2 separate regions of the Homo sapiens genome follow, and region 2 is linked to region 1. A link is an interaction called in ENCODE POLR2A ChIA-PET data of the cell type or tissue named here. Cell type or tissue: IMR-90. All regions are shown on one strand. Each heading gives the region's core, and the rest is flanking DNA. Links, peaks and the distances in the headings are about the cores only. Region 1 overlaps LOC107986571 (a long non-coding RNA gene). Region 2 has its middle 51 kb from the start of RANBP9.

What was found. ChIA-PET counts read pairs that join two places held together with the same protein. Peaks named below come from ENCODE experiments on the same cell type or tissue, not always from the same donor. Only the 100,000 strongest peaks of a DNase experiment are listed, where the experiment ranks them.
Region 2: POLR2A ChIA-PET joins it to region 1 with 8 read pairs; 6 of 35 experiments call an interaction of 5 or more read pairs at or near these places.

Annotation. Positions count from the first base shown.
Region 1 is chr6:13,821,091-13,825,490 of GRCh38, reverse strand. It overlaps LOC107986571 (a long non-coding RNA gene), which reads right to left. Exons shown (of 2, transcript XR_001743986.3): 2 at 1-415. Among named protein-coding and RNA genes, the nearest start is that of MCUR1, 8.7 kb to the right of the region's middle. In IMR-90, for the core only: no CTCF peak of the experiment used is centred there; no DNase peak of the experiment used is centred there.
Region 2 is chr6:13,760,229-13,764,628 of GRCh38, reverse strand. No RefSeq gene overlaps it. Among named protein-coding and RNA genes, the nearest start is that of RANBP9, 51 kb to the right of the region's middle. In IMR-90, for the core only: no CTCF peak of the experiment used is centred there; a DNase peak (open chromatin) is centred at 1,828; H3K27ac peaks cover 932 bases.

The sequences.
Region 1 (4,400 bases), core at 182-4,181:
AGATATAGTGTATGAAATATACAGTATTATTTGCTTCCTTTTTCACTTTTAAAAAAGTTATGTGATGCCCAAACTGAGGTCATCTTTCTCTGCACATTCAGAAGAATCAATACAGTTTTCAGCATGCCGCAGATAGCATTATGAATCCTTCAGTCCCTAGGGTTAAATAAATGTTATCTATTCCCAATCCTTTGTTATGGATGTCTCTTCTGTCACTGTAAGTTTATGGGGTTTTTTCTTCTCCAAATTATGAGAGCTCATCTTTTTCTCTTCGTATACAATGTTTTCACCTAATTCATTTCTCACGTGCATTACCGTAACAGTAGCTTCTTTGGTCTCCCTGTGTCCAATTTCTTCCATTTCAAAACATCCTGGTTATTGATGCAAGACTAATCTTCAAAATGTCATTTTTGACCTGTTGGTAGGATGAAGACAGAAGAGATGGGAGATTAAGCAGCCAGCTTTGAATCTCTGAAATAGAAATACACACTTTAGGGAAATCGGTGCTTCCAATAGGAATATAATTACCCCTCCATATCCTCCCCCTTCACATCCAACCCATCATAGAAAAGGAAAGTCTGACACAAGATACTTATTAAAACCTCAAAAAGATATTAGAGACCAGTTTCTCTAAGAAAGGATACTGGAGGCCGGGTGCAGTGGCTCACGCCTGTAATCCCAGCACTTTGGGAGGCCAACGCAGGCAGATCACAAGGTCAGGAGTTTGAGACCAGCCTGGCCAACATGGTGAAACCCCGTCTCTACTAAAGATATGAAAAATTAGCCATGCGTGGTGGTGCACCCCTGTAATCCCAGCTACTTGGGAGGCTGATGCAGGAGAATCGCTTGAACCCAGGAGGCGGAAGTTGCAGTGAGCCGAGATTGCGCCATTGCATTCTAGCCTGGGCAACAGGGCAAGACTCCATCTCAAAAAAAAAAAAAAAAAAAGAAAGGATACTGGAAATTACAGCTACCTTTTCCCCACCAATGCATAGATACAGAAAAGCTGACAGAGCACTAGAACTATGCCCTCCAGCCACAGTCCAGAAGGCAAAACAAATGGGTCTTGCACAAAAATGAGAAAGGATTTGAGGAGAAATTACACCCAAGTAAATTGAAAGTCTGGATAAACTCCCCTACATTAAACATTAAGAAGATGAAAACAAATACTGTCTGCATTATGAAAATCTATTACTTTTTTAAAAGGAGGACAAAGAAACAACCAGACTAAGAAAAAAAAGATATGGAACCCAGTGTTGAAGAAAATATAACTCAAAGGAGAGAAGGAAATTCTCTATAACGGCTTCTCTATAAAGCAACTAAAAAAATATGAATTCTATAAATAAGAACTTAAAGACAAGATGAAATACAAAACAACAACAGGAAAAGAGAAACTTACAATTCTAAGTAAACAGATTAAAGACTAAAAGAATACTCATCATAACTCATAGATTCTGCTTCTTATATATGACATTACTCACAGATAAAAGAGACCCAGGCTCTGGGCCCTGCTCTTTAGAGGACCGAAGATATCACAAAGACCAGGAAGATAAATTCATTAAAGAACACGTGGACATCTCTGATGTTCTGTGCTGGCACAGCAAAACCCACAACCCTAAACCTACTCTCATAATCCACACCCTCAGGCCCCAAGGAAAGGTTTCTTCTGATGTACCGAAGAATGCCAAACGCCATGAAGGTTTTTGCGCCTTTGCCAGTATCAGAGATGGACACTGCTCAGGAGAATGAGAAAGATTTGAGCTGAAGAATTTAAGAAGGATAATAGACCAATTCACTTGCTTGTCAGATACATAGTCTCAGCATGAATCCCATAGATTCTTACTGAAGAAAGTATTATTTCCCAGAAGGCCAAGCATTCATTCTCTCATGTCTTTTTGTATCTAATTCATTGGTTTTGAAGGTACTAAAATATTAAAGCATATTCACAACTGTTACACATGGCATCTGAGGAGCATTTTGCAACATTAAACAACTCATATTACATATTATTCTTAAAGGTGTATGTACATACAGACAAGAAATAACTTATGTGAAGTGTAGTTCCAATTATTTACATTGGTAACTATGTGGACTTTGAACATTAACACTACAAATAGTTTTACAATGTAAAAATCTTTTACTATTACTGTATTAAACTTTTAAAATACTAAATAAAATATCAACTTTATGTAATTTTGATTTTTGTTCAATGTAATTATTATTTATTTTTATTTTTATTTTTATTTGCGACAGAGTGACTCTGTTGCCCAGGCTGGAGTGCAGTGGCACAATCTCAGCTCACTGCAACCTCCACCTCCCGGGTTCAAGCCATTCTCCTGCCTCTGCCTCCCAAGTAGCTGGGATTACAGGAGCCCACCACCATATCTGGCTAATTTTTGTACTTTTAGTGGAGACAGGGTTTCACCATCTTGGGCAGGCTGGTCTCAAACTCCTGACCCATCAGGTGATCTGCCTGCCTCACCCTCCCAAAGTGCTGGGATTACAGGCATGAGCCACTGCACCCAGGCTGTTTTGTCTTTTGATAGAGAAATTTCAGGCAGGGTGCAGTGGCTCACACCTGTCATCCCAGTGCTTTGGGAGGCTTAGGTGGGAGGATTGTTTGAGGCTGAGAGATCAAGAGACCCTTCTCTACAAAAAAATTCAAAAAATTAGCCTGGTATGGTGGTATGTGCCTGTATAGTCCCAGCTACTTGGGAGGCTGACATGGGAGAATTGCTTGAACCCAGGAGCTCAAGGCTGCAGTAAGCTATGATTGTGCCGCTGCATTCCAGCCTGGTTGACAGAGGAAGACTCTGTCTCTTAAAAAAAAAAAGTTTTTAAATTTCAATTTTAGAAGAAAAATATAAAAATCATTAAAACAATTTAAAAATTTAAATTTTTACATCCTTTTTGTTTTTGATGAAAATTATTCAAATTTTGTTCTTTTTAAATTTTTAATCATATATATATATATAATTTTTTTTTTTGAGACGGTGTCTCGCTCTGTCGCCAGGCTTCAGAGTGCAGTGGCGCACGGCTCAGTGCAACCTCTAGTTTGAGTGATTCTCCTACCTCAGCCTCCTGAGTAGCTGGGATTACAGGCACATGCCACCACACCCAGCTAATTTTTTGTATTTGTAGTAGAGATGGGGTTTCACCATGTTGGCCAGGATGGTCTTGACCTCCTGACCTCATGATCCTCCTGCCTTGGCCTCCCAAAGTGCTGGGATTAGAGGCATGAGCCACAGCGCCCAGCCTCTTCTATATATTTTTTTAAAGATTACGTGAAAATGTGAAAAATGGCTGGACGCAGTGGCTCACACCTGTAATCCCAGCACTTTGGGAGGCCTATGCAGGCAGATTACGAGGTAAGGAGATCGAGACCATCCTGGCCAACACAGTGAAACCCCATCTCTACTAAAAATACAAAACATTAGCCGGGCGTGGTGGCGGGCGCCTATAGTCCCTGCTACTTGGGAGGCTGAGGCAGGAGAATGGCTTGAACCCGGGAGGTGGAGCTTGCAGTGAGCCGAGATTGTGCCACTGCATTCCAGCCTGGGTAACAGAGTGAAACTCAGTCTCAAAAAAAAAAAAAAAAAAAGAAAATGTAAAAAAGTTCTTAAAAAACAAATTATATGAAAATCTTCATTATACCAACATAATGAGTGATTTTGCTAAAATGAAAGAAAAATTAATGTTATGAATAGACAAAAAGCATATGAACTATAAAAGTTTTTACTTTAGTACACATCTAACCATTGCTGGCCCATGAACAGAACACTCAAATATGCCCAATTATAATTACATGCATCACCTTTAATATTTTGTCAAATTTCAGTCATGTAAAAACCATGGCTTTTACACATATTGTCTATTTTGTTAGTATGAAAGTATATTTGTCAAAGAAGAAGGATAGAGCATATTTTTTAATTTAATAATTTCTTAGTTTGGTTTATAACTTCTAAATATTTAGATATATGGAGGATGGCCCTGCATTTATTTTCTTGCTCTTATTCCTACAAATATCAGGAGCAGCACTGCTTATCAGTAAGGAACAAAATTGATATAGCAAAAAATTAAATTATTCCCAAGAAGGAAAGTCTTGAGACAAATAAAGTGAGCATAAGGAAATAAAACCCAAAAAGTCGTTTAAGAAAAATGAATAGATATGGAAAATAAAAGTGACCCAGGTCCAATGGAGAAATCTGCTGAACACTTACCTTAGCCAAGTGCTCAAATTTAGTGCAATGAATGATGGGAAAGCCTGAGACAGTATGCATCCCGATGTGATGAACTGAACACTACACACTAGCTATTCTTGCAAAAAATGGGTAATCTGAATCTAATCATAAGCAAATAATTGGACAAATTCGAATTGTGGGACACTTCACAAGACAACT
Region 2 (4,400 bases), core at 294-4,293, 61 kb after region 1:
GCACACACCTGTACTGAGGCAGGAGAATTGCTTGAACCCAGGAGGCAGAGGTTGCAGTGAGCTGAGATCGTGCCACTGCACTTCAGCCTGGGTGACAGAGCAAGGCTATGTCTTGGAAAAACAAAACAAAACAACAACGAAAAACCTTGTAGCATAAATACGGGATTGTTTCAGTTGCATATTGCTGTGTAACAAAATACCCCCAAACTTAGTGACTTAAAATAGCAATTTTTTACTATTTCTGATGATTCTGTGTGTTGGCCGGGCCCAGTTGGGCTGTTTTCACTTGGGGTCTCACATGTAGCTATTCTCAGAAGTTGGGTGGGCCCCAAACCATCCACAAGCTACAAGGAGCTGGATGTCCAAGATGGCTTCTACATTCACACATCTGGCTAGAATAGCTGAGGGCTGGCCAGGCATCTCTTTCTCCACTCAGCTACTCCACATGGCTAGCTTGAGCTTCCTTACAACATGGTGGTTTCAGGATAATTGGATTTTGTATTTAGCAGTTGACTTTCTCAGAATGAGCATCCTAAGGGACCAAGGCAGAAGCTGTAAGGCCTGATTTAGCCTTGCAAAGGCCACACGGTACCACTTCTGCCTCATTCTGTTGATTACGAAAGAGTCACAGGGCCCACTCAGATTGAAGGGAAAGCCCCCACAGAAGGGCATGAATATGCAGAGGCAAGGGCTATAGGAAGCCATCTTGGAAATTAGCTTCTGCAGGGATTAAAGGAGATCATTCATGTGGAGTCCTGAGTAAGAACGAAAGTAACGTATTTACCACAAGTAAGTGCTCAGGAAATTAGCATTATTATTATTATTGCTGTTCTTTTCAGGGGAATTTGCCTATTATACTTTATCTGTTATTGAGGAATTTAAGGTTTTCTCAACTAGAAAAGGATTTTCAGGCACTAGCCAGAAGGTGAGGCAGTATTTTCTTAAGAGTGATCTTGTCAGTATCCTCAAAACTGTATAAACAACTATTTCTTTGACCAGGAGTAAGACCTGTATTTTCAAGTATATCAGCCTATGCAGTGGAAATGTTTCTTTTCTATTGGTTTCCATGTGGCTCCTACATTAGAATTTGGCTTTTGATGAGACATTTTTATTCAGACTCTTATAGATGAGCTAATTTTACTAATAATTATGACAGTGCTTTTAATACTGCTATATTATTAATACATCAGTATTTAGATAAAAGATAGTTCTCAAATGTCCTGTTGCACATTTCAGTTCTGGAAAATTTCTAGAACAACAATTTATCAAGACACTATCACTCCCATTCAGCCATCTCTATTCTGAGGACAAATACACCTTGCAAATTTGCATAATATCATGCATCACTTAGTTTCAGAATGGTCTCATACATAGAATGATTTTTCTTAATTTATTTCTGCCAAATGTGTGTGTGTGTTTGTGTGTGTGTGTGTGTGTGTGTGTGTGTCTTAGCTACTGGTGGTTTTTATTTTCCTTTCCCTTAGAGTGTGAAAGAGAGTTGTTTTTTTATTTAACCTCTTGATCAAGGAAAACTTGAGGGGCTTTCCTTTTCTGCATGTTGTTGGGGGTCGGGGAGGAGCAGGTGTAAGCTGTAAGAAAAATCTGCTGGTCCAGAGGGAAAAAAACAAGGAGCGCCTGAGGAGCCAGGGTGTTCTGTCTGTTCGCTAATGTACCCATGCAGCCCTGCCAAGCTCTGATGTGTTTAGACTTGAGCTTCAAGGGGGAGATTGCACAAAAGCAAGTTCCTGGGATTTGTTCTGCAGTCTGAGTAGGCTGGGGTGTTCTCACTGAGCTATTTCTGTATAAAAAGCTGTCTGGAACCATCTGAGAAGCCACTAACCACTGTGGTTTACTGGAATATGCCTTCTATTCACTCTCTGTTGCATCATTTCCCCTCCATTTTATGCTCAAAAGAACGACTGTGTGTGTCCATGTATACATCCATGTGCGTGTGAGTTCCAGAGTTGCGTTGCCATGGAGTTATTTGGAAAAGGCATCTTGTGAACCACTTGAACTGAACATACAAAAATGCATCTCAAAAATCAAAGCTGCTCTTATATGCATAGACTCTTTCTGGAAGGATACACAAAAAAATTCATAACAGTAGTTGCCTGGGGGGATGGGAACTGCAGGGGGGAATGCTGTGAGGGGGGTATACTCTTCACTGTGCACTGCTTAATTTTTTTTATCATGAGCATGTAATAGATTTTTTAAAAATGAAAACTGGGCCAGGCGTGGTGGCTCACGCCTGTAATCCCAGCACTTTGGGGGGCTGAGGCAGGCGGATCACCTGGGGTCAGGAGTTCAAGACCAGCCTGACCACCATGGTGAAACCCCGTCTCTATTAAAAATACAAAAATTAGCCGGGCCTGTTGTCGGGCGCCTGTAATCCCAGCTACTCAGGAGGCTGAGACAGGAGAATCGCTTGAACCCAGGAGGTGGAGGTTGCAGTGAGCTGAGATCACGCCCATTGCACTACAGCCTGGGAACAAGAGTGAAACTCTGTCTCAAAAAAAAAAAAAAAGAAAGAAAGAGAGAAAGAGAAAGAAAGAAAGAAAGAAAGAAAGAAAGAAAGAAAGAAAGGAAAGAAAGAAAGAAAGAAAGAAAGAAAGAAAGAAAGAGAAAGAAAGAAAGAAAATGGATGTTTAAATACTAAGGCTCCTCTTGGGAAATATTCCCTGACTCAAATATCTCTCTTGACTCCTGCACCCAACTCCCCAGGAGGAAATTGGGAATCTCTGAACAATCCGTGGGCTGAATACGAAGGAATCTGCCTGGCTTCTTGGATACACACTTCATACTCTCAAGGACAGCCCTCTTTATTGGAATGCACAAAGTATGTGGAAAAGAGATACCATGTCTTGTCGGATTCAATTTTGCTCCTAACATAGTGTGGATTAAAGAGTAATCAATAGTGACTTTAAGCACATTCTTTCCGGCAGTATCACAGAGAAAATGCAGCTGGTAGTGAATGTACCAGCCTGCTGATTGCAGGGAGCTAAACATGTGTATTGTATCTCCAGATGCCTGACACTACCTGCCAAGCCAACATGAAGCACCCACCCAGGTTGGACCAGGAAGCTTCCTACCTGGTCACGTAGGAAAAGACTAAACACATTCATAACGTGTCTATACAGGTATTGATTCTCCAAGAGATGATGGATCAGGCTTCAGAAAGAGTGGTGACCTTATTGTATGTTTCTGTATTATCTTTGCTGAGCTAATGGCCCACTTCCAGACCAAGAGCACAAATTACAAATGAATGCCCCCAACAGCAGTTCCTTTTCCATCTTTACTATACGGGGAGCCCACTAAAATAAAGGCTGTCAATGCAGCATCTCTCATTGACAGTCTGTTCATTGTGGGCTAACTGGATTGTACTGGACAGAGTTCTATTCACTGGAAATCATTAGCCAACTCCAGAGGGAGGAAAACGGAATAAAAAGGAAAAACATTGCCCATCACGAAAATAACTCGAGAATTGTGCAATCTGGCAACATTGGTCATCTGTGTTGAACTTGCTTTCAGCACTCTGTTAAGTGTACTGTACCACACCCTACCTCTGAAGCGATTACTCCCTTCCTTTTGAATAGCAAAGTAATGGGAACTGGAAAAACTTCTGTGAATTTGGCAAGGTTTAGTATAAATGTTTCCATTAAATCTGGGCAAGGCATGGATGGGGGAGGGAAACGCATCCACCGATTATGCTTTTGTGCTACCTCTTGGTTGAGGGTTACCTTTCAGAGGTGAAGCCAAACTTTTCCCATCCTTGAGATCATGCCTAGACCTAGTATACTTGGCTGACAATATGATTTTGCTACACAGCTTATATATCGTTCACATATGTTTGGAATTATCATGGAACTTCATGTTGTACTGAAAGGTTTCCCACAGCAAATTCTTTTGCACATAGAGCTACCTAGTGTCAGAGTTTCTTCCTAAGGACACCACACTTTTCCATTTAACACAACAGGGCAGGTGCTTCAGAGGATTTCAGTTCAGTCGGGAGAAATTTACTGACTGTTTTCATACATGTTCATGTCTTGTTGCACAGCCACTCTGCGAGGCTGACATCATTGACTTAACTTTACCAGGGAGTAAGCCATTGCTCAGGGAAGTGAGTGACCTGCCAAGGCTGCCCCACTGGTACATGCCAGAGCTGGGACTCACACCCAGGTCGTTCTGGCTCTTATGGGAGCTTCCTCCCCTGCAGTAAAGCCCTCTTTGATGCTGAAGGTCAAGGTGTGGCTCATAGTTTGGACAGGGCTTTTAGGGAGCCTGGCCAGACCCTGGAGGGACGTTGATGAGAATGGGGACTTGGAGTGGGAGAGTTTCGGTAATCCACCACACAAGTGCACCTGGAGCCTGAGAGGTGGGGTTCCTCCAGCTTAAGGGCAGGT